Linked DNA regions of Homo sapiens: regions 1, 2 and 4 are each linked to region 3. A link is a contact called in ENCODE Hi-C or POLR2A ChIA-PET data. All regions are on one chromosome and are shown on one strand. The core of a region is the stretch at or near the end of the contact, and the rest is flanking DNA. Distances in the headings are between cores, read along the strand shown. Region 1 holds the start of ATL2 (atlastin GTPase 2). Region 2 holds the start of PRKCE (protein kinase C epsilon). Region 3 holds the start of COX7A2L (cytochrome c oxidase subunit 7A2 like). Region 4 holds the start of SOS1 (SOS Ras/Rac guanine nucleotide exchange factor 1).

Region 1 (6,463 bases), core at 3,645-6,144, 4.0 Mb before region 3:
TGTAGAGATTCAAGTGTACGGGAGGATGCACATAGGTTATATGCAAATACTATACCATGTTCCAGGGACTGGAACATCCTTGAATTCTGTCATCAGAGGGAGGTTCTGGAACTAATTTCCCATGGATACCAAGGGACAACTGTACTTGGAAACTGCCATAACCTTAAACTATGAAATTAACTCATATGAAATCCTGCAATTGAAATAAACAATTCCAGAAGAACTACTTTGCCACAGGATTGTCTAAAATGCACATTTATTAAAATGAAGATAGCTAAGAAGCATGAATGATCACATCTTATGTTAATAACTGAACAAACACCTTCCAAGTTGCCTATTTTGAAAATTACTTTTTAGTTCAAAGTCTCATCTTAAATAACCACCCATTATGGTAATAACCACCTCCGACAGAATATTTGGCAGTGGGTTAAGCACTTTTAACACATTTGATACTTACAATAACCCTATCATGAACATATTATCAGCATTTTACAGCTAAAATTTAAAACTTGCCTACCACCCTTGCCCAAACTAAATCTCTGTCCACAGGAAAAAATTATAACTTTTTATTGCAAATATACACATTATATATAATAGCATAATAACACAAGTAGTCACACTGGTACATTCTTACATATATGTTACTGTGCCTTAAGACAGTTTTACAAACTTTAAAGTACTACAAAACACTTGCACCCTATCATCTGTTTCCCACGACAGCCTTGTTACGGATTATCACTACCTTATATGAGGGCTCCAGGCTCTGAGAGCTTAAGTGAAATCACTCATTTGATTCCTCATTCTTTTCCCACTACATTATCCTCCCTATGATTAAAGAAGCATTGCCGCCACAATCAGAGCATCTTTGCAATAAAAGATAAAATGTTACTAGAGAACCTAGATAAGTATTCTTCACCAGTTACATACTTCTCCAACAAGTTATTAGAGTTACTGGCCAGCAGGATATCCAGCTAGCCTCTAAGTGGTTGTTTGGGGACCAATCATAAAGTTGTATGAACAGGAGTTGTATGAATACTTTTTATTAAGCTAGTAGCTTAGCAAGGGAATCCCCTACATTCTACTTGTACTGGTCCGAAGACCAAATCCAAGGTCAATCAAAAGTACATATTATCTCCTTGGGAAAACAGAGGATGTTAGTCTTTTATGACTTAAAAGTTGTTTCTAGTAACTATCATCCGACCATACACCACACAGCCATTTGTCTCAGAGTAGGTAGTGAAGGTGGCTACTTAAATACACACATTTTTAAAAAACTGTATCCAAGTTTAGCAATATGTGTATATACCCAAGCACACAGAGACACGTTCCATAACTTGGAAAATCATCTGTAAAAGTTATTTTGGCTTTGCACTTCTGAATACTTCATGCTTCTCCATGACCATAACAAACAGAATTGTTCTACTTCCTTTACTAATTGTTCTACTTCTTTCTATAATATCTACCAAGTATTATCCTATTGCCATCATATTTTCAGGTTGGTACTTTCTTCCTGCTATCCTTTTTATGGGGGAGACAGAGTTTCGCTCTTGTTGCCCAGGCTGGAGTGCAATGGCATGATCTCGGCTCACGGCAACCTCCACCTCCCAGGTTCAAGCGATTCTCCTGCCTCAGCCTCCTAAATAGCTGGGATTACAGCCATGCGCCACCACACCCAGCTAATTTTGCATTTTTAGTAGAGAGGGGGTTTCTCCATGTTGGTCAGGCTGGTCTCGAACTCCTGACCTCAGGTGATCCACCTGCCTCGGCCTCCGAAAAGTGCTGGGATTACAGGCGTGAGCCACCGCACTCAGCCTGCTATCCATTTTTAAAGCCATAGAGAAAGCCCTCGAGTGTTGTGTATCATGTGCTGTGTGGAGGACTAACGGATAGGAAGAAAACTACTAAAGTAATGAATTCACTGTGGAATCAAGTTCAGTTATTCTATGTTCACATCTACATTCCTTAAAGTAAATAACTCTCAAATTTTCTAGAAAGTAAATAATACACCTGGACTTTGAAAACCCAAAATGTCTACAAAATCAGAATACCATTACACGTTAAAAACAAGAAAGAAAAGAAGAAAGCTGCTTCCCTGCACCTATCTGGAGAAAATCTTTGCGCTGTAAAGCTCTAAACCACCATTACCAAAAAGTTTAACTTCTACTCCTATGCCTTACATTTCTGGCTCTTAACTTTTTAAGGGCCTGACAAACAGCTTTGCTGACAATTGTGTGTGTCAAACAGGTCTTCCAAATGACCATCAACAATTTTTTAATACATCTTGCTATGAAGTCCCAAAATTTAAAAAATATATGTTGAACTCCATCCAGCATTATCAAACTAGTTAATCAGTCTCCCCGTACTCTTAGCAGCTAGCTGCCTAATACCAACTGTGGAAAAAGCCTAATTTTGGAAAAGGTCTAACAATTTCAAGAAAGTTACTTATACTTGTGAATATTCCAAAACTTTAAAGTTACAATACAGTCACAGAAAAACGAATCCTGAAATACACCTATGTGCACTCGACTTAAGGCCATAATCTTATTTTCACTCAGGGTTTCTTTTCCCTATAATATCTTTACTGTAAGGCAGCTACTTCTCCCTAAATAATTTCGAAGAATTTCAAAACACTTTACTAAATAGATTTAATCATATCTACAGAATCCTATCAACTTAAAAAGCCAATAAAATGAGTACTTATTTGCTTTCTAAAGATCCTACATTCCTAAAAGAATAAACACAAAGCCTCTCCCTAACACTAAACTACTCAAGTGACACTTGACCCCAACTTGGTTTTTGAAGCTATTTCTCCAGGAAGCAGAGGGAGACAAAGAGTTTCTACACAGTCAAAAATAGATGAGTCCTTTTCATTCAGTCTGTTTCTTCTCACTTTAAACACAAATCCTACCAAGCTCATTTAGTTTTTAACTCATTAATGAGTGACTCGGAGCAAATTAGCAGGTACAGGGACTGTTTTAGGCAATCATTTGCTAGGAATGGCTATCAAGTGAAGGTCTTGCTGATCCGTCCTAAAAAACAAAGGACAAAAACCTATGAGTAGCAGACAAAAGCATTTATTAAATAATAAATGGTGGGCCCTATTTCAACAACAATCTGAAGAGTATCATCTCTTCTCAAGATACCACAGCACAACAACGTTCACAACCATAACTGAAGTATAAATTTATGTTTCTTCTAATAAGGTAAATACATAGAATATTTTGAAACTGCATCTAAAACTCTTACCTCAAAAAAAGGAAAGAAAGAAAGAGAAAGAAAGAAAAGAACACACACTTCTTCCCCTAGGGTCCAACCAAAAGAGCGAAATTAATCCATCCGCATTCCAAAACAATTAATTACTTAAGAAATCCAACCAGCACACATCTAAGGCGAAGCTGCTTCTTTGGTAGTTTTTTATTCTACAGAGTGCTACCACTGTACAAACAGTCAAGCGTTTTGGTTGGCAGACAATAATAAAATAAGCTTTATTTCCTTTTCTTCTTCCCTTAGCAAAACTCCAGTCTGTCATCACCTCTGACATGCGCCAAGAACTACCAGGAATGATGAAGTATATTTCAAATAAACTTTCCTATTAAAGTGAGTCCTTGTGGTTAACATCATACCAAAATGCTTTACATTTTATCCAGCAAAACCTTTACACACCGTAAAAAAAGAAATCTTAAGACACGAGCTCGTATCTGTATTTAATAATAAACTCTTATCTTGGCCGTACTTACCAAATCGTAGGCTTTTACTATTTATAAGCCTTTGAAAAAACTTTATGCCTTTCTTAAGTACCATCAAAATTTTCAATCAGGATTTCATGCGATCAATTCGCACCACAGTGAGAGATCAAACGCTAAACTCCTATAAATAGGGGTGTTATGAGTGAGAGGGATACACTGCGCTGCCAACGCAACTGCGTCTTCGAGGGGGCAGGGGCGCTCCTGGTACACGTACAGTAGGAGCTCACATTCAGCAAAACCAGGGAGCCAAGGATCAGGTGACTTCACACTACAGACACTTTCAGAGTGATCAGGCCTTACTATCGTCCAAGTGACTCGTAAACGGCTCATAACCCCAGTTTGACACGAAAATCTAGACTTGCACCCTAGCCACGCACAACCCGCGCGAATGGGTTCGGGAGCCGAGGAGCCCCGAAACGCGAGCCCGGGGACAGAGCCCTGGCCTGCGGACTGCGGTTCCCTCCAGGAAGGGTGTCTAAGGAGCTTTCGGACCCGGCAGCAAGGTGTCTGCTCCCCGCGCGACCTCCTCCTCCGCGGGGCCCATCATGCCCTGGCCACCCCTTCCTCCCTGTCCGCGTAAGGGACAGCGAACGCCCACCAGCTAACGGGTCGCCCCGCCGCGTCCGGAGCTCGCCGGACGGAGCGGAGCCGCAGCCGACCTCCCCGCGCCCCGGGCAGGCGGCCACGGCTCAAGGCCGCCCCCTAAGGTCGGGGCGGACACGGCGGCAGCCACGCGGCGGGCTGGCGGGCAGGGGGCCGGGCCGGTCGCAGACGCGCGCGCCACTGGTTCTCCCAGCAGCTACTGGAGCCGCGGCCCACGAGCCGCCCTTTCAGGCCGCGCGCTGCGGGAGCGCGGGGCGCGGCTGAGGCTAGGCCCGGCGGGCAGGCGCGGCGGCGGGAGGAGACCTGAACCAGCCGCGGACTCCGACCCCGCCGCCTGCGGCCGGTGCCCGCGAGCCCGAGCAGCGAGCGTCTCTCCCCATCAGGGCCCCGCGGCCTCTGCCTCGCTGGCCCGTACCTAGGGAGGTCGTGGACGAGACGTGGTTAACCGCGGCGCTTGGGTCGCTGGTCCGTCGCCGGCGCCACAGCCCCTGGTGCGGTTGCTGCCCTCGCGCTGCCTCGTCCCCCTCCGCCATCTTGTACCGATTTAAAATTAACTCCCCACTGACGTCAAACGCCGCCGCCGCTTTATCAACCTCCCGGGAGCCGGCGGGGTGGCCGGCGGGTCCTAGCGCCGCTCTCCGCCTGTATCTCCTCGCCCTCCGCCTGTATCTCCTCGCCCTCCGCCTGTATCTCCTCGCCCTCCCTCCGCCCCCGCCCCGCCCATCGCTCGCTCGCTCCGCCCTCGCCCTGCCCGCCTGCAGATCCGTCTCCCCGGCTCCAAGTTTCTGGTTGGACTGGGGCGGGGGTGTCCCTGCCGCCGCCGTCTCACACCCCCACCTCCCTGAGCTCAGCACCACACCCCCTTAGCGCTGGGCCAGGCTCTGCAAACGCAGAAGGGAGCTCCAGAGAACTAAGTCCCTCCCTCCCAATTCGCTTTACATCTCTAATCGTTGATTCGTGCGTCCTGCACGTGAGGTGGCTTTCGCACCCCTTCTCTCCTTTTCATCGCCCCCTCCTCATCACAGCCATTCCCCTCCTCTCTCCCCATCCACCCCCCAAGTTGTTGCCAGTGCCCTGCTTTTCCTCTTGATCTTTTCTTTCCTCACCCAAGTCCCTACTGTTGCTTCCCCTCCCCCCCACCATCCTAAGGTTTGTTTGCATTCGCTCCCCATCTACTTATGAGACCTTCCCCCATCTTCTCAACTGTGTATACCCTGGCCCTGTGCTCCTAGCACCTTGCAGAGGCATGCCAGAAAGCACTCTAATCGGAAAATGAATCGTGGCAGGTTCTTACCTAATTGTGATGAACCTTCTTCTGGGGATCCAGTGACATCCAGTAGAAAGTTCAGGTCACTTTTTAAATTACAAGTCAGCCCGTGGAGGCGTCTGTGAAACATGATCCCTTTGGATTTTTACCATACTGCCAGCTGCATTAGAAATTCCTCTTCTCCAGTAAAAACAGATGTCCGGGTGTACAAACAGCTGTTTTGTCCAGGTCTTTTCATAAGTCTAAAATTCACAGCATGCACAATCTCTAGAAAAGCACTGGTGTTATTAAAGCTTTCAAAATACCATTCTAGGTAGGGCATGGTGGCTCACGCCTCCCGGGTTCAAGCAATTCTCTGCCTCAGCCTCCGGAGTAGCTGGGATTACAGTCCCCCGCCACCACACCCTGCTAATTTTTGTATTTTTATAGACACGGGATTTCACCATCTTGGCCAGGCTGGTCTTGAGCTACTGACCTCGTGATCCACCCGCCTCAGCCTCCCAAAGTGCTGGGATTACAGGCGTGAGCCACTGCGCCCGGCCCATCCAAATATATTTCAACAGAATATGGAGTTTGTCATCATTGTCACATAAATCTAGGAGAATAACTATATACGTGTTCTTGGCAATATTCTTTGAGTTACTAAGATTCTAGTTCTGGGACTTGAACCACCTCCACAATCTAAAGTACAGTTACCCTTCCCCCTCGTTCATATTGATGGCAGGATCTTTATCAACTTGTTAAGTGATATTCCTCTTACGTCCTTGTGATATATGATTTGGAGAGCTCACTTTGTCAAGACATTTTCTGTTTTATCATTGGCCTGAAAAACGTAGTATTGAAAAGG
Region 2 (5,954 bases), core at 2,359-4,858, 3.3 Mb after region 3:
CCCTCTTTGCTGCTGGAAGAACTCCTGTTGGAAAGCCTAGACTCAGCTCAAAGGATTCTGCTGGTTGATGCCTTCCCAGGCTCCCCAGGCAAAGGGGTGATCCTTCTTCTGTGCCACTCCCATCCATAGACCTATTGCAACACTGATCGCCCTGTCCTGGCCACATCTGTTGTTCTATTCTTTTCTCATAAGCCTTAATTTTGAAAGGAGAAAGGCTCCATTTTGGTCATCTTTGTTAAATTATTGTATCATTTTCTTCCTTCTCACAAAGATTATGAAATAACTAGGCCATAGTTGGAATCCAAAGGTCATTTTACTCAATGTATATGCTAACCACTGTCTTATCCTTTGGGATTGGAGACAGGGGCTGAGGGAAGGATGAAGCTGGCAATAATTTCCTATTGGAATTTTACCGTCTAAGCCCCCTCCTTGGGATTTTCTTTTCACATGAAACCTGGAGCAGGGGGTTATTTTGGACCTGGCATCTCCATGATGTCCCTGGGGAATTCAACTTTTCATTTGGCCAAGTTTGAGAGTAGGAAGGCGAGAGATTTATTTAGAAATAAGGAGGTAATAAGGGCAGGAAACTAGCAGTGTTTGCATGCAGACTACCAGCATTCTCCCTTTTTATGTAAACATTAATCCAATACAAAACATGTATTTTGTTTGACAAAGTCTTTTATTACCCTTGCTCCAAAAGAGTTGCTGTAATGGAAAGGAGACAAGCATTGGTCGCCCTTGAGAATTGCAGTCTGGTGATTTACACGGAGTAACAGTCTGCTGAGCCAGCATGCTAGGAAATGGTGCTGGAAGTTTGTAGGTTGTTTTAAGACAGTCACTGAGATGGTAACAGACCCTATTTAATATATTTGGGGGCTGGGCATGGTGGCTCCTGCCTGTACAAGACTTACCCAAAGCAAGTAATGAGAACATATGAAGCACCAATTAGTCAAGGATCCCTAACTCCATGAAATCCTTGACTTTCCAGACTTCCCAACAGGATCAGGACTAGGGTGAGATGAGTGACGCACTCGGCTCAGGTACAAAATTTAACAGGTGCCAATAAACTCAGTAGTATAAATATTTTAGTGCAATATTTAAAATTATTTAAAATGTGGATATTGTGTCCATTCTGGATTCTCACATTTTTATTTTTAAAAAATTGTATTAAATCTTTATCTTGATTACGTTTATTGGTACCCTTTACATTTTGCCTCTGAAAAGTATCTCACTCATCTCACTTTGGTGCTGGCTCTGCTTCCCAAATGCATTTTCAGAAGATCAAGCCATATTTGCCACTGCCTTCCATCACATGCCCTGGAAAGGGGGAAAGAGGCTTCATGAGAATAGCAGAGTGGAAGGAAGAAGCAAAAGGGAAAAAAGTAATAATCAAAGAAATAAAAATTAAACAGCAATGAGATACCCCTGCTTGTGCTTTGTCAAACGGACATATTTTAAGATATCGTATCTCCAGCTGGGGGAGTGACAGGGTAAGACAACCATTGAAATCCTGGCTTTTTACATCGGAGCTACCTAGATCATACGGAAGACTGAATCTTAGCACCATCTCTACCCAGCTGCCCTGTTCAACAGGGCAGGCTGCGAGAAATTACTGTATTAGGAAGCTCCAGAGCGGTTGCAGGCAAAGGCTTTGCCTGTTCTTAGGAGATGGCCCTAGAACTTTTCGGATCATTTTTGGGACGTGTTTGCTGCACTTGATATCCTGTTTTTCCAGGGGACTGCCTCCTTCCTCGCCTTTAAGCCTTTTTAGGCTTTTAAGCCGCAGGCAATGATAACCTTTACCCACTGAGGAAAAAGTGATCGGGAGGCGCGTTTTAAATTTTGGTTTACACTAACCAGACCCGCCAGATGAACACTCAGCTTACCACAATACCTACAAATTCCCAGACTTGACTTGGCAGAAGGGCGAGGGCGGAGGTTTTCTTTCCCCATTTGCATAATCCCCAGCTCCCCGGCAGCGGAGCCGACCTCTTCACCGCCGCCGTCTTCGCGGGTGTCCCAGCTGGGCCGCGCCCCGGGGCCCAGCGCTCCGGCCCTGCCCTCCCAGGTTCCCAGTCTCGGGCGCGGGGCAGTCCCTCGCCGGCCGCCGGCCCGGTCCCGGCTCCCAGCCGAGGAAATTTTTCCCCAGCAGCCCAGGGCTCTCCTCACGTGACCAGCCGCGGCGGTAGCTTCCAGCGAGAGTTTAAAGGTTACGGAGGAAATTAGCAAGGACACAGCCACTCGCCCCCCGGAGGGCGCGCCCCATTTTCCCGCAGCCCGGACGGCGGCTGTCAGCGCGCTGATCAGTGCCGAAGTCCCCCAAAGGGGCACCGATAAGGACCAGCGCAAACAGGAACAGTCACTTTGCAAAAAATAAGCAGACCACAAACCAAGCCGGGGCTCTACCGAGCTTTCACTTGTCAACAAGTTCTCGCAGCCTGCGAAGTCCAGGACAGATCCCAAAGGGGAGAATGTCCCCAAAGAAAGGCAAGAGAGAAGAACAGAGTTTAAAACTTCACCCGAGCCATGCTTGTCCCTCCCCCTTCCCCCTCCCCCACCGCCGTGGATCACAGCGTCCCGGGACAGAGTGACAGATGGGCCAGAACTCCGCAGACTGCTCCTGCCCGCCGCGGCCCGAGTGGGGGTGGGCAAGGGAAGGGTCCCGAGGCCTCTAGGGCAACAGGGCCCCCTCCACTCCCCCATCCCCGGCTCTAAAAGACAGTGTTGGCCGCAGGGTCCCCGAGAGATACGCGGCCCGGCGGGGCCCATCCATGGCCATCCACGGCCCCCGGCACGCGCATCCAGCCCAGCGCCGCCGCACCCCGGGGTCCCGCGCGGGGTCCCCGCCCCCCGGCTGACCCGCCCGCCGCTGCGACCCCGGGCAGCCTCGCCAGCTCTCCACCGTTGTCTCCTCGGCTCACTTTTTCCGTATTGCTCCCCCAACCGGCAAAACTTTCTATTTCCCCAAACACTGCCGTGCGCGCGCGCGCGTGCACACACACACACTCACACACACACACTCACACACACTGACGTCTTTTGCGCATTTCCTGCATTAGAGGGAGGGAGACTCGCTCGCACACCGACAGAGGGAGAGGAGACCGCGGGGGAGCGCGGGCTGGCGGGCGGCGAGCGAGCGGCAGCCGAGAGCGGGGACGCGGGGAGCGCGGAGGGCGGGCGCCGGCGCCCAGGAGGTGGGGCCGCGCTGAGTCGCAGTCCCTGCCCCGCCGCCGCGCTGCGCACCGCCCGGTGCTGGCCTGCGCCCCCGAGCCGGATCGGCGGCCGCCCGGACTCCGAGCCCGCGCGGATGTGAGATTCCGGGCTCCTGGCGCCTCCCGATCGCCGGCTCCGGCGCGGCGCTGCTTCGCCCAGGAGGCGGCGGCCCCGGCTGGCCGTGGGGCTTGTGGATTTTTAAAAATTTGGCTCCGAGGAGGACCATTTCCTCTCGACATGCATCCCTCCGGATAGACTGAACATCCCTCCGTTCACCCCCCCGCCCCGCGCGGTCAGAGGCAGGCGCTGAGTGTGCGAAGAGGATCCGGGTTGAAATCTGCGCCCCCGGTTCTCGTCCCCGCCCCGTCCCACCGCCCCATCCCCCTCCCGGAGTCGAAATTTCCCGGGATTATGTTTCGGAAAGGTAGGTAAGCGCCGGGCGCGGCGCCCGCTTTCCCGCAGTCCGGAGCCGGAGAGCCAGCGAGGCGGCGAGGCAGCCCCCGCGGCTTGCAGCGGAGCCGACAGCTCGTCTTCTCTTCTGGAGGTGCAGCTGGTGGTCGGGGGGAGAGACTTGCTCCAAACACGGACATCCCCCAGCTCTCCCCCCTCCCTGTTTTCCGTTAGGAACCCGGCGAGGAAATACATGCACTGGCTGAGAATCGCCCGCGCCAGGGCGCAACGCCACAAGGTGTAGGGAGTGTGCGGGGTGGGGCGAAAGGGGACCCAAGAGTCCCTGTGGCTCGGAGTGCCGGGCCGTCGGTTCTTCATTCCTGCCCTCGGGGCAGACGGAGTGACCCCGGCCCCCACTCCCCGCCCCGACCATGGTAGTGTTCAATGGCCTTCTTAAGATCAAAATCTGCGAGGCCGTGAGCTTGAAGCCCACAGCCTGGTCGCTGCGCCATGCGGTGGGACCCCGGCCGCAGACTTTCCTTCTCGACCCCTACATTGCCCTCAATGTGGACGACTCGCGCATCGGCCAAACGGCCACCAAGCAGAAGACCAACAGCCCGGCCTGGCACGACGAGTTCGTCACCGATGTGTGCAACGGACGCAAGATCGAGCTGGCTGTCTTTCACGATGCCCCCATAGGCTACGACGACTTCGTGGCCAACTGCACCATCCAGTTTGAGGAGCTGCTGCAGAACGGGAGCCGCCACTTCGAGGACTGGGTGAGTGCGGCGCCTCCCCGTCATTCCGGGAACCCGGTTGTGGGGTCCCGGGGAAAGACTCGCTGGTCTTGATCGTAGGGCTCCGGGACTTATTGACGACTGGGGTGTGTGTGCCTGTAAGTCTCAGTTTCCTTGGGGAGGTACACTTCACTTCATAGTTGGGGAGAAACAGGCATTGGCGAGGAAGATGAGACTTGGAAAGAGGATGTGGCCCTCTGCTCCCTCTGTGCCCTCCAGTTGGTGGGTGCTGCGGGAGGTTTGCAAACTGGGAGAGCCTGGGCCACTGGTGCTGAAGGTTGGCCGAGGACCCGGCTTTCTTCCGCAGGCGCGTGGTGGGCTGGCTGTGTGTGATTGTGTGTGGGTGGGTCCCTCCGTCCTTGGAAAGGCACGTGGAGCCTTTGACTGAAGGCTTCTTGCACGTCCTGGCTTTGTCCTGCTTAGCCGAGCGAGGAGTTGCTTTATTTTTCCCTCCGAGAGGAAGCTGGCTTGTTTCTATTCTCTTGCATGGTGGTTAGCTCATCTTCTGACATACAAGTAGAAAAAATGTGTTCTCCTCCAGGATGTCTCCTCTATGGTCCCAGAAACATCAGTCGAGCTTGTTTTGTCCAATTCATTGCCCATCCATGCAGAATGAATGTTGCATTTTAAGAAGGGTTCTGCTTGTGGGTAATTGGAAGTCAGTGCTTTGAATCTTATTTAAAGTTATATTGTTTCTCTGTTTTGATTGTCAAGATACTGTGCAATAAAAGACGATTTCTAAGTATGAGATTGAGTTGTTAATTGATTCCATTATTAAACTATTAAGGATTTGGAAAGAGGTCTTGTCTCAATCTACTATAAACCAAATGCATCCAGTCTTGGCACTTGGACAAGCAGAGAGAAGCAAACCTTCATTTTGCTTTTTGTGTTTGTTTTTGGGTTGTTTTTTTTTTTTTTTTTTTTTTTTTCTCTCTTCTTGGAAGGAAGGTATTAATTTAGGATGTGGATTTTTGTGTTTTCAGGTTTGTTACATGTTTCCAGCAAGTACAAGCGTTCCTCTGGAGGTATATGTTTTCAGGGTTCTTTGGTCTACACAAAAAGTGAGAGAGCTATCTAAGCCTCAAAAGTGGTGTAGAGCAATTGCTTTCTATTGAAAACCAGCTAACTTCATGAATGTCCTAGAGGTCAGAGGTTGCACATGGATCACTTTGGCATATCACCTTACATATTTTTTTCAAGGACACGGAGTTTTAGGGAAAAATAAGAGAGAGCCTGTTGTTTTTGTGCTCATGGCTGTGATGTAGTCTGCCTGAAACCATGGTTACGGTTTCACAGGGAAGCTCCAACAAGCCACATGCGTAGAACTCTAGATTTGTGGTTTGCACTTTGGAAAGCAGGCAAACCTTTATGGAATCCCAGAGAACTCCATGCCATTCTATTCTACTTCACAGATGTCCCTCATCTCTGCTTCCTTCAGCCCCCACAACAGAGCTCCCACTCATTCCCCATTTCTTTTCCATGCATGGCCTTTGGGCCCTTTCCTCATGAATGCAGTGCATATGAGAGGGGGAGTGGAAGGGATAACTAATTTCA
Region 3 (6,271 bases), core at 3,436-5,935:
GGTTTGAGTATCTCAGAAACAAAGTCTGATCAACTGGCATTTGATGGCAGGGCATCCACAATTCCCATAGCAATAAGAAAACAACTGAAAGCTGTTCTTATAAAAAGTGGACAGGCTGGGCGTAATGGCTCATGCCTGTGGTCCCACCACTTTGGGAGGCTGAGGTGGGAGAATCACTTGACTCAGGAGTTTGAGATCATCCTGGGCAACGTAGTGAGACCTTGTTTCTACAAAATATCAAAAAATTAGCCAGGTACAGTGGTGCACACCTGTGGTCCCAGCTACTTAGGAGGCTGAGGTGGGAAGATGACTTGAGCCCAGGCGGTCGAGGCTGTAGTGAGCTGTGATCACGCCACTGTACTCCAGCCTGGGCGACAGAGACTCTGTCTCAAAATAAAATTAAAAATAAGTGGCCCATAGATCAAGAAAAATCACATACTTTACTTTTTAATACTGAATCTCTTAGCTGCTTAAATAAGCCCCACCTCCAAAATTAATTACGAGCCATTCAACCTTAACCACGTTTAGTAATTAAGTTCTTCCTAGTTTATTTCAATTGCTCCAAATTTTTAAAGAGAAAAGTAAACATGATTTTCCCTCTAAAAGTTGGTTGTAACATTTTCCTTTTCTTCTACCTCTTAGGTTTGGGGAAGAGGGTGGAGAGAAAAGAGGATCCCCATAATTTTAATTTTTAAATGATAGAAATGTATGAACTTTTCCACTGTGATTTAGGACTGGAGACCAGTTTCAATCTGCAGTGACTCAATTCATTTGGCTTTTTGTTTTGTTTTGTTTATAGATAGATCTTACACTGTCACCCACGCTGGAGTGCAACGCATTGATCACAGCTCACTGCAGCCTCAATCTCCTAGGCTCAAGTGATCCTTCCGCGTCAGCCTCCTGAGTAGCTAGGACTACAAGTACGCTTCACCATACCCAGCTAATTTTTCTTATTTTTTTTTTAGAGACGGGGTCTCACTTTGCTGCCCAGGCTGGTCTCAAACTCCTGGCCTCAAGCAATTCTCCTGCCCTGGCCTCCGGAAACACTGGGATTACCAGTGTGAGCCACCGCACCTGACCTCTATTTATTTCTAACGGTAAGCTAGACATCACCACCTACCTCCATGTCCTTCTGACACCTCACACTCATCATGTCCAAAATTCACTCCTAAGCCCATTCAGGAACACCCTGTCACTGTGAAAAGCACCAATTCACCAATCATGCTGAAGCCCTCCCTCCTCATCCCCAACATCTGTCTCATCTGAAAGGACAAACTACCACAACTCTGCATCAAGTTGCTCTGCAACTTCCTACTAGTGCCTCACAAAATTAAGTCCTTACATACTAGGCCCTTCATGATTTACCTCCATCCTCCACAGTCAAACTTACCTACCCAATGCTTCTCCTCCAGACCCCCTCCCTTCCTTCACTCTCACAGTTCCCTTTACCTAGAATACCATTCTGCCATCTTAATTGGGAGAGGAATTCCTAGATCACACAGTAAAATTACGTTTCCTTTTTTAACAAACTGCCAAACTGTTTTCCAAAGTGGCTGCGTCATTTTACCATTTCCACCACAAATGTAACATGTTTCGTTTCTCTACATCCTCACCAATACTTGTTATCATCTGTCTTTTTGATTCTAGGCATTCTGGTGGATACTAAATGGTACCTCATTGTGGTTGTGATTTGCTCTAATAACTGAAAATGTTAAACATCTTCATGTGCTTATTGGCCTCAATTTATTTTTGACGCAATTCAGAGAAAGGTAAGGAAGATGCCTTTCAACCAATGGAAAATGCCATCCCACCAACTGCTTGCTGTCAAGCTGACTTACAAATCTCTACCTGTGCAATTGTTACAGAACCACCTTTTCCATATTATGTTATTTAGTGCATGGCAAATTATTCACTTTACTTACTACTACAAATTACAAACATCTTCATCGTATGTTTCCAGGAAAGGAAAAAGCTGAAGTACTCCTAATTACCAAAGTCAGAGCACCTAGTTGGGAGGGCACCTGTCACAATCACTCAGAAATTTACAATTCATATAAAGCCTACACAGTATCACTTCTTTTCAACATAGTTTAAGAAATCTTTAAGTAACTAAGAAGTTCAAATTCTCAAGAGAAACACGATTCACGAGGAGAGGTACTAGAAATCTGAAAGCCCTATCTATATCAAACTCATCGCAAGGTAATCTCTGCTGAGCGCCCATTTTATTACAATATGCCAGTTTTTAGTCGAAAAATTTACTTTTTTCTTACTAAGCAACAAAACCTAGATTATGCTGAAGATATATTAAAAGAACATAAACCAAGTGTGGTGGTACACATCTGTAACCCCAGCCACTCAGGGGGCTGAGGTGACAGGACTGCCTGAGCCGGGGAGTTCGAGATCAGGCTGTGCAACACAGCAAGAACCTGTCTCAAAAAATATTTTAAAAAAATAAATAAAAGAACATCTACTACCACCAACAGAATAAACTGTGATATATTTATAAAATGAAATCCCACAGAAGAATAAGAGGATAAAAGGAATTAACTACTGATACGTACAACACGGACTAACCTCAAAAATATTTTTTGAGCAGCCAGACACGGCGGCTCACATCTGTAATTCCAACATTTTCAGAGGCAAAAGCAGGACGATTACTTGAGCTCAGGAGTGAGTCTACAGTGAACTGTGACTGTGCCATTGCACTCCAGCCTGGGTCAGAGCTGGTTCCATTTACATGAAGTTCAAAAAAAGGCAAAACTATCTATTTATGATGATAAAAGTCAGAATAAGAAGGTGGCAGGGATTGACAGAGGGTACAAGGGAACTTCCTGGGATGATGTAACATCTTGCATATTGAGGGAGGTGTGGTTATACAGTACATGGGTTTGTCCAAACTCATCAAACTGTAACATTTAATATCCATACACTGGAGAATACATTTCATAGAAGCAGATGATAGAAATGGCCATTTTCTCACATAATCTGTAAAAGAAGTGCAACACTGCTGACTATTCCTTCCTTACAAGTCATTACCAATTCGGTTTCAGTGAGACCACACTGGTTTCCCTTCTCATCCGGACTATTCTTTAAACACATTCTCCTTCTCCACCCTTCCCTCATGTTTCTATACTCTAACTATAATCCAACCTTTCTTCCCTACAAATTACCACCTATGGGCTGAAGACACCCAAGTTTATTAAACTCCATATTCAAAAATCTAGCTGCTACCAAGCATGACATATCACAAACTCAACATTTATAAACCCTAAACTCTTCCTTCCCGTTCCCACCGCAACTCCCCCACTAACCCCCGAAAAAAAAAAAAAAAACTTGCCCTTCTTATCTGAGATTAGAATCATCTGTTTTTGTTTTTAGAGACAGGGTCTCACTATGTTGCCCCAGGCTGATCTCAAACTCCTGGGCTCAAGCGACCCTCGGCCTCGGCCTTCCAAAGTGCTGTGATTTACAGGCGTGAGCCACGGTACCAGACCTGAAATCTTTCTTAAACATCTGCCTCTTGGGCAAGCTGCAGTGTCCCACAGAAAAAGGAAATGAAGCAACAGTAATGGAGTATCCTTTACACCTCATCTGGGCCCCTCACTACTGCAGTCTAACTGCGTATCTCACCGACACTTCCCACACTTCTCTAGAGGATTAGGAGGGAATATACTATCTCAGACAGCTTCTGGTGAACAGTTAACACTTATCCAGAACCAACCACCTGCCCAAACTGCTAGTCACTTGACACACTTCATTTAATGTGTACTAACGCCGCCCTGGATGAAACTGAGCTCACAATAAATTAAATAACTTGGCCAAGGTCACACAATTAAAGCGGAAAACGCCATGATTTGAAAAGGCACGTCTGGGGCTCTAAAATCCCTCATGTTTACCCCCAACACATGCTGGAGAGTCAAACTCCAATTGGTAGAATCTGCGTGAAATGGAATACTTTTCAGACAACCCAAACAACGAGCATCTGTCAAATATTTTACAATCGGGAAAGTGTAACCTCGCTGCATGCAACTTCCCTCCCTGGACGTGTTAAGTAACCTGTTAAATTTCCCAACCCAGATCATAGCCCCCCAACCCCCTGCACCATGGTTTCTCTAAACGCCTTTATAGCCCCGCGCTCTCTAATCTCGAGCTCAAGTGAGGCTGCCTATGGGGCTCTGGCAGATGACAAACGACAAGGAGGCCGAAAGCCAGATGTCTTCGAATTGAGGGAGAAGGCCGGACCTCTGACTCGGGTCACACTGGGGACCCCCACAAACCATCCCTTTTAGACAAGTGACCCCGGGGGTCACCTTGACCCCTGCAGTGAGCCAGACCAAACTTCCACGCCAGGCCAGCCCCCGCCAGGTGAGCAGGTACACAAAAAGAAGCCTCAGTGACCACCGTACGCTGGTGTGGAGAGGCCCCGGGAGGTGCAAGGAGAACAGAGACGAACTCGACCGCGGGCAGAAGCCTCCCCTGGCTCCAACGCCGCGACTGCCTGTCGCCGAGGCTAGGGCCGCCACTTCTCATGTCCGAGCTGGCCAGGCGCCACTCGTACCTGCGGGCTATAGGCCTCCGAAGCCCATGCTCCTGCCAACTTCTGCGTGAAGCCACTAAACTTGTAGTACATGACGCCCAGAGTCCGGCTTCCCGCATCCGCTGCCAACGCGACCGCCCCAGAGAAGGACCCCGCCTCCCCGGCTGTGGTCCCGAGACTCAGCGCAAGGACCCGGTGCTGGGACTAGGGCTGCCCGAAGATCGCCTAACTTAAAACCTGCACACTTAAGCCGCATTGGGGAACCAAAAGCCAGGGTTCTCAGGACCACGAAAGGCAAAACCAGCTCTAAGAGAGCACGCAAAGTCGCTGTGGCGGAGTCTGTAGGAAATATGAAGTTCCCTCTTTCCCCCATTCAGATTTGGGCAGTGCCACGACAACTCAAGAAATGCGCAAGCGCTCCACGGACTAAGCCCGGCGGACTAAGCCCGGCAGTGTCGGAGTCAGGTGGAGCATGCTTTAGGAGGGGCGGGCTCCAGGCGGGGCCTGGGGGGGAGAGGGCGGTGATTGGTGGGCGTGGTCTGGGTAGGGGCGGGGCTACATCGAAGCCGGTTGGGAATTCCACCATCCGAGAGAGTCTGTGCTGCGGAGCCACCGTCTGGTCGTCGGGTTGAAGGCGTCTCTTGCTTTACCGAACTTTAACTGATCGTAGTCTCATTTATTTCCTTCCGACCTAGAGCACCTCTTATCCAGAAGCCACCACCTGCTGTTGCTCAGTCTGCCCAGGAGTATAGACTTGTCGGCCAAGCTTCCCCTGGCAACCTGGGAGTTGAAGCAAATAAGAAAATTTGGAAGCACCTGCTGAAGGCTGTTTAGTACCCAGGGCTGTTGGGAGATTTGCCCCAATAATATAAAAGTAGCCTCCTGGGCTTTGTGCAGAGGAAATACACATGCAGAGTGATCTAAAGCTCAGGTACCAGGATGTAAATGTCACACGGTTTCTCAGAACTGGTTTTTATTCTCACCTGAGTTTTAAGGTCATTGATTATTCATCCTTTTCCTGGCCTCTGCTCTTTGCGATAAATGAGGTAGGGGGAGGGTGATCAGAAACACTTGTAAAATCTGGACCTTGAGCCTGAAAGATCTGGAACTACCACTTTCAGTTCTGGTAGTATTCGCTTCAGTTCAATTTAAATATGTCTGTTAAGCCTGTGCTGTGTGCAAGGTACTGTGTAAAAGGAGTATACTAGTTTCTTACTCTCCAGGGATGGACTCAGGCTTTTCTTAGCTTCATCATCTAACCATAGGTTTACACAAGCATATTCTAGATGCACTTATGAAATCATGTTGCAAATTGATGGATGATACTAACCTATATATAGCATTGCCCTAAACTCATTTAATCTTCACAACAATCCTATAAGGTAAATGCTATTATCATCTCCATTTTAGAATACAGGAAAATGACGCCTGGAGAAGCTAAGTAACTTGCTCAGGTCAGGGATAAGTGGCAGAGCTAGGCATTTGGCTCAAGACTTCCTACTGTTAAGCACTATGTTACAAATAAATAGATATGAAGCCATTCTGAAAAGAGGAGGATCAAGGCTGAGCATTCCAGGGTGAGGGTGTACACCAGCATCCTGGTTGCAGGCTTACGTTCAAGAGCCCCAAGTATTCAGCACCGCCAATATGTTGTAAAGGTTTCAGCGAATTCATGTAAGCCAGCCCAAAGTTGCCACTTTTACAAAGAGACACTGTGATATAATGGAAAGAACA
Region 4 (6,121 bases), core at 1,323-3,822, 3.2 Mb before region 3:
ACATATCAGCTAGATTATGTACACTTCCACCTCCTCCTATCACTTCTACTGCAAAAGTATCTCTAACTTAAAGTCAAAAGCTGTTTTATGTAAATATGCAAAAAGGACAAGTGGGGGCTGTGGTAAGGTGGAGATACATGACCTGTCTAAAGAAGGGAGCCATTTACTCAACTCCAGCAGTTTAGTGCCTCGCTTGAATACAGGCCCTAAATGACAAGACCTTCCTATTCTTCAAGAAAAGCCGAAAATTCAGGTTTTATGTAATATCTCCCATTTTCAAATATTAGCAACTAATTACATTTAAAAATAAAACAACACTATGCCAGCCAAACAAAATGCTTTTGTGGACAGATTTCAGCAAGGGCCACCAGTGTGGCAGAATTAAACAACGTCTGTCAACTCCTACAATATTCTTTCCACTGCTTCAAAGGATCCTCAGCTGATACCTTGGTGATTCCCCTGGGAAAGGAGCTGCTTTTGCCTCTAAGCAAAATGGCCCCTATTTGGCAATGCTTTATGAGTTCCTTTACACGTTTTTAAACAATTTCCGTGTCTCCCCTTACTCTATCCGGACACCAGCTTCTAGCATCACAGAGACCTCCTACACCCCTTCCATTACAAGCTAAGAAGTCAAACTTGCAAGTAAAGCAAAAGTAAGGAGTGAGAGCCTGAAGGGATTTCTAAGGAGTAAAGTATGTAAGATATATGGCATCTTTTCTTCTGTTTTTTAAAAAAAATTACATAGATGTTTGTGACTAGTCAGACACTTGAAGGGGAAAATGTCCGTAATTTAAGCCAGAAATATATGAGCAAATTCTCCTGAAAAACCAAATAGTTTCCACTGTAAGACAGCAAGAGGGACCGGAGGAGAACAGGGCAAAAGGGAAAGTAAAAGTTACTGGCCTTTGAGAAATATCAGACACCTTTTAATGTTTAGCATAAAAGGTAAAACATAATCTCCATTCTTAGTAGAAGCAGTTAGCATGAAACATTCTTTGAGCAGCAAGAAACTGGGATTTAGAAACACTATTAGAAGAGTAAAGCAATCTTTACAGAAAAGGTAAATGAAGAAAAGAAAACAAAAATAGTCTGGTTGTCACACTGCTGCTTTAGAAGCTTTAAAAACGTAAGAACACTTCCTAATTATACTAAAACATTTAAAAGCACAGATCGGGGGTATGTAACTTCAGGTAACAATGTAGCAAACTTAAACATACAAAGGCTAAAAATTCTTAACAAGCCAAATGACAGCACCAAGAATCTCGAACGCTGCAAAAACAAAACAAAACCCCCCTGAAATTGGTAGCATGTGCACCAGCCCCTGTTAATCGGAGGAGCGGGGGAAACCAGGAGAATGAGGAGTGAATACTGACGGCGAGCAGAGCAGGCCACGTTCCTACTGGCAGGCGAGCTCGCAATTCCTTTGAGCAAGCCTTACGGCCAGGGCATTCTCAAGCCACTAAAACCAGCGTACTGGACACCTAAAACGGTAGGCTGACAGCAGCTCCGGGCTAAGACCAAGAAGACGGAAAAGTGGCCTGCTTTGACCTCCGCTGAAAACTGAGGCTCCTCCAACTGTTGTTGTCCTGGAATCAAAGGGCAAAGCATTCACCTCTCAGGGGTTGGATTATCCGGATAAACTCCCCCCGGCTCCCTGCGGCATTCCCACACACCCGGTGGATGTCAACACCGAGAGCCAGCCGTATGAGGGGGGCCTCTCCGTGTGCGCCGTCCTTTTGGAGACGCGGCGAGACCGGGAAGAAAGACGGCCCTGCGCGCGCCCCGCCTCCCCAGCCCTTCCCCAGCGCCCGCGCTGGGGGGCTGCGGCCGGGAAGCGGGGTCCCGCGTGCTCCTCACCTTTTTCAGCGCAGGCACCAGTAGTCCCCGCCACTTGGGCGCGTTCTCTTCGCTGAAAAACTCGTAGGGCAGCTGCTGCGCCTGCATGGTGCCCCCGGGGCGCCTCTGGGCGGGGAGAGGGGCGGCGGCGGCCGGGCCAGGGAGCCGCGAGAGGGCGAGCTCGCAGCGCGGAACAGGGCCGCGGCCCCACCGGACGGCCCGGCCCCCTCCGGGCGCCGCGCAGCCGGGCTAGCCCTGGCGAGGGGGCTGGGGGGCGAGGCCCGCGCCTGGCCACCCACCCGACACAGGTACCAGCCGTGGAGAACGGACGCGGCCCGGAGGCGGCGGCATCCCGCACCACCGCCCCGGGGCCAGGCCCCCCGCCCCTCCCCGGCCCGCCGGCGCCGCCCCGGGCTGCCCTCTGCCGCGGCCGCCGCCCGCCCGCCGGGGCTGCACTCCCGGGCCCGGTCTGGCCCCGCGGCGGAGCTGGCGGCTGGGGGAGGACGTGTGGAGGGACGCTCCGGCCGCGGCGCCCGCTCCGCGTAGTTGGGACTCCGAAACGCAAGAGCCCCGGGCGGGGCGGAGCTGGGGCGGAGGTCTCGCGGGGAAGGGGAAGGACCGGAGGTCGTTGTTGGGGAATCTGGCTGCCCTGAGGTGCCGCCGCGGCCGCCGCCGCCACCGCCGCCGCCGGTGTAGCGCTGGAGCTTCCTACTAGCGAACTGAACCTGCTCGCTACTGAGCATGCGCTGCCGTGCTGGGCTGGTTCGCTCCGGGTTTTCCGGCTCCCGGTGAAGGAGGAGGAAAGCTCGAGAGAGAAAGAGAGAGAGAGACAGGGAGGGCGCCCGGCCGGGCTGTGGCTGCGCTCCTGGGGGCTGCAGGGGAGGGGCGAAGGGGCCCGAGAAGTCGCACCCTGGCAAAGTGGGGCCTGCAAGGGTGGGTGATGACTAGGGTAAAGAGGCTCCCCATTGTGTGGCCTGGCCGTGAGGGCTCCCACCCTTCTCGGAGTCCCTGGGCCCTTCGTTTCGGAAAGGGGTGTGTGTACTTTGTTCCTGAACACGAAGATAAGGACTGCCCAGAGCACGCAATGTATAGTAAACAGACTGGACAAAAGACAGGTGCTCTGTCACGAAACCTACTGCTCAGTATCTGCTGAGTAGTAGAAGTGATTGCGGTGTTTCTAAGTGGTCTTTCCACAAAATAATAAAATGTGTACGTGTAGTATTGATTTTGTGTGAATGTTTTAGATTCCCTCTGTTCATCTTTTAAACCCACTCCAGAAATGAACTCCAGTAAGCACTTTCCTCCAGTGGATATCGAGACCTCTTTTACAGCTCCTAGAGCACTGCACTTATGCCCCTCTCAGGGCGTTCAGTCTATTGTGTTTTGTTATCTTTTGCGGTTCTTTCGACTAGATAATAAACTGGAAGGCAGATCTTTTTCACCAGGGCCTCTACACAGTGTAGAACAGGCACTCAGTCAATGTTAGTGGAATGCTAAAGGAGCAGTATTTATAAACTGTCCCTCCAGGCCACTGTTTGTTTATAATAGGGGCACTTTGTGGCAGACACCTTATGATTTATCATTAATTATCATTTTTTTGAGTATCATCTCATTTAATCCCCATAGCAACCCTATTATTTTCATTTCACCGATAAGAAGGCAGTTTAGAGGAACTAGCCTGGGTTAAAGCTGACATTGTGTCCTGCTATTCCTGAGAACAGTAACCAGGATCACATAAACGAGAAAGGTTCAGTGGTTCTTAATCTTTACAGGACCTCTTTGAAAATCTGGAAAAACAACTCTTAGGTTATTTCCTTTAAAAATACACAGGCCGGCCAGGCGAGGTGGCTCATGCCTGTAATCCCAGCACTTTAGGAGGCCGAGGCGGATGGATCACCTGAGGTCAGGAGTTCCAGACTAGCCTGGCCAACACTGTGAAAACCTGTCTCCATAAGAAATACAAAAATTAGCCGAGCATGGTGGTGGGCGCCTGTAATCCCAGCTACTTGGGAGGCTGAGGCAGGAGAATCGCTTGAACCCAGGAGGCAGAGGTTGCAGTGAGCCGGGATCATGCCACTGCACTCCAGCCTGGGCAACAAAACCAAAACTCCGTTTCAATTCAAAAAAAAATATACACACACACACACACACACACACACATACACACAGACCGGCCGGGCGCAGTGGCTCACGCCTGTAATCCCAGCACTTTGGGAGGCCGAGGTGGGCGGACCATTTGAGTTCAGGAGTTTGAGACCAGGCTGGCGAGACCCATCTTTATTGTTTTATTGAAAAAATAAAAATATACATACTTGGTTTACATTTGAAAAACTCCCCACTTTCAAAGTGTGTGGAATGAAAGCTGGAATTATAGGCGCCTGCCACCACACCCAGGTAATTTTTGTATTTTTATTAGAGATGGGGTTTCACTGTATTGGCCAGGCTGGTCTCGAACTCCTGACCTCGTCATCCACCCGCCTCGGCCTCCCAAAATGCTGTGATTACAAGCCTGAGCCACCGCGCCCGGTCAGCCCTCTTCAAATATTTAAAGGGTTGTGATATGGGGGAAGAGATTGGTTTGTATGGTTCCAAATGAACCAACATCAAGCCTGTACCCCAAACTATTGCTTGGCTTCCCATTGCTCTTAGAATACATTTCAAACTTCTTACCGTACCCCACAAAGGCGTGCATCTGGCTCCTGCTCACATTCTCAATGTTTTCTCACCATTCACAACCTCGCCTCACCACACTCCAGTCACAGTAGCCTTCTGTCTATTCCTAGAAAACAACAACCTGCCTAAAGAACATTGTTCTTCTCTCAGCCTAGAACCCCTAACTGTTCCCTTGGCTGGTTATAAACATCACCACCTCCAAGAGGCCTTCTCCGATCACTCCAAGTAATTCTCACCTGTGTATTTCTACCTTATGTTCTTTTTATTTCCTGCTAGCACTAAATCAAATCAGTCCTCTATTTTTGGTTGTTGGTTTCCCTCCTGCCCCCAAATAAAATGTAAACTCCTAGAGAGAGAGAAACAATCTTTTTTTTTTTTTTTTCTTTTTCTGAGACAGAGTCTCATTTTGTTGCCCAGGCTAGAATGCAGGCGGAATCTTGGCTCACTACAACCTCCACTTCCCAGGTTCAAGTGATTTTCCTGCCTCAGCTTCCCGAGTAGCTGGGACTACAGGCGCACGCCACCAAGCCCGGCCAATTTTTGTATTTTTAGTAGAGGTGGGGTTTCGCTAGGTTGGCCAGGCTGGTCTCGAACTCCTGACCTCAAGCAATCCACCCACCTCCGCCTCCCAAAGTGCTGGGACTACAGGCGTGAGCCACCGCGCCCGGCCGAGATCAACAATCTTGTGCGTTTCGTTCTTCATTGGTTTTAATCGTATCCCCGGGGCCTACAATGCCTGCACACAGTAGGTAGCAATAAATATTGTCGAAGGAATAAAATGTGCATGCAGGAAAGTTCCAGGACTACATAATCAACGTTGTTTCCAGAAAACGGGCGATTTTCGGGGTGTGCAGGTAAAAAGCGTACATTCACTCACTCGGGCTAAGAGGTTGGGCATGTTGACCTCTAAGATCCCCTTCAACTCCGAATCTCTGATTTGACTGCAGAGGAAAACAAGCCCTAGAAACATGGGTTACAGCCTGGGCTAGGCTTGCTTAGCGGCCAGGGCAGGTTTTCACTAGCATGGCCGTTTGGGCCGTAGACAGGGCGGGTAACTGGAGAGAAACTGCAGTGAAGAGACTCAGTGCTTCGCAGCGGGGAGACCTACAGGGAGTGCCAGGGTCAGCCCCGCTAAGGTCAAGGAGCACTCCATCACCCCTGTACTGCTTGCCTGTATCTCTTGGGACAAAACAAAACACCTATGTCCATTCAGCAAGAGAAGACAACCGTGCGGACTCAGAAACGTGCAGACGGGTAGGCACGTGTAGACGTAAAAGTGTCGCCCACCAATCCCCCGCGCCAGCCCCTCAGCTTTTACCGCCGACGGGTGCGCCCTGGCGCAGGCGCAGAGGCTTCTTTTCGCTTCCCTCCTCAGCTCTAAGGAGCCTCACGCCACGGCGGACGTGACGCACGAGGCGCGTCCGGGCGGAATAGGCGAAGACCGAGAGGGGCGCGTCCAGGCGGGCTAGCCGAGTTCCGAGCGCGGCGCATCGGAGTAGGGCGGCGAGGACGGGGGCGGGGGTGGGCGTTTGGCCCTTCAGTGTGCCCCCTGCAGGTGCAAGTGCAACGCTCCGCGCCTTTGCCTGCCCTGCTGGCCAGGACGCGGCCACCT

The links. Hi-C counts contacts between places; a loop is a spot of excess contacts on that map. ChIA-PET counts read pairs that join two places held with the same protein, here RNA polymerase II (POLR2A). Pooled maps may share reads with other maps.
Region 1: a map of naive thymus-derived CD4-positive, alpha-beta T cell shows a loop between it and region 3 (22-fold over the local background). The contact joins the promoter of ATL2 here to the promoter of COX7A2L in region 3. A Hi-C loop is called at or near these places in 1 of 168 maps with a recorded cell type or tissue (naive thymus-derived CD4-positive, alpha-beta T cell) and 8 of 50 pooled maps. POLR2A ChIA-PET finds 5 or more read pairs at or near these places in 1 of 52 experiments (Panc1).
Region 2: a loop to region 3 is called in a map of CD8-positive, alpha-beta T cell, with 15 times the contacts of the local background. The contact joins the promoter of PRKCE here to the promoter of COX7A2L in region 3. A Hi-C loop is called at or near these places in 3 of 168 maps with a recorded cell type or tissue (CD4-positive, alpha-beta memory T cell, CD8-positive, alpha-beta T cell and naive thymus-derived CD4-positive, alpha-beta T cell) and 6 of 50 pooled maps.
Region 4: a loop to region 3 is called in a map of natural killer cell, with 16 times the contacts of the local background. The contact joins the promoter of SOS1 here to the promoter of COX7A2L in region 3. A Hi-C loop is called at or near these places in 2 of 168 maps with a recorded cell type or tissue (B cell and natural killer cell) and 11 of 50 pooled maps.

Annotation. Positions count from the first base shown.
Region 1 is chr2:38,372,379-38,378,841 of GRCh38, forward strand. It overlaps ATL2 (atlastin GTPase 2), which reads right to left and starts at 4,895. Exons shown (of 13, transcript NM_001135673.4): 1 at 4,765-4,895. The coding sequence starts at 4,882. RefSeq lists enhancers at 3,987-4,488, 4,489-4,988, 4,815-5,064 and silencers at 4,315-4,814, 5,035-5,194, 5,265-5,314.
Region 2 is chr2:45,648,067-45,654,020 of GRCh38, forward strand. PRKCE (protein kinase C epsilon) reads left to right here and starts at 3,609. Exons shown (of 15, transcript NM_005400.3): 1 at 3,609-4,382. The coding sequence starts at 4,035. It overlaps LOC102724965 (a long non-coding RNA gene), which reads right to left and starts at 3,149. Exons shown (of 2, transcript XR_005647119.2): 1 at 1,899-3,149; 2 at 661-1,317. RefSeq lists silencers at 2,039-2,138, 2,769-2,868, 3,039-3,508 and enhancers at 2,884-3,178, 3,667-4,287.
Region 3 is chr2:42,356,532-42,362,802 of GRCh38, forward strand. COX7A2L (cytochrome c oxidase subunit 7A2 like) reads right to left here and starts at 4,686. Exons shown (of 3, transcript NM_004718.4): 1 at 4,559-4,686. The coding sequence starts at 4,630. RefSeq lists enhancers at 3,859-4,603, 4,377-4,696, 4,604-5,347, 4,717-4,776, 5,337-5,426 and 1 more and a silencer at 4,977-5,146.
Region 4 is chr2:39,118,479-39,124,599 of GRCh38, forward strand. It overlaps SOS1 (SOS Ras/Rac guanine nucleotide exchange factor 1), which reads right to left and starts at 2,573. Exons shown (of 23, transcript NM_005633.4): 1 at 1,858-2,573. The coding sequence starts at 1,944. RefSeq lists enhancers at 1,443-1,522, 5,370-5,539, 5,570-5,719 and silencers at 1,723-2,442, 6,020-6,121.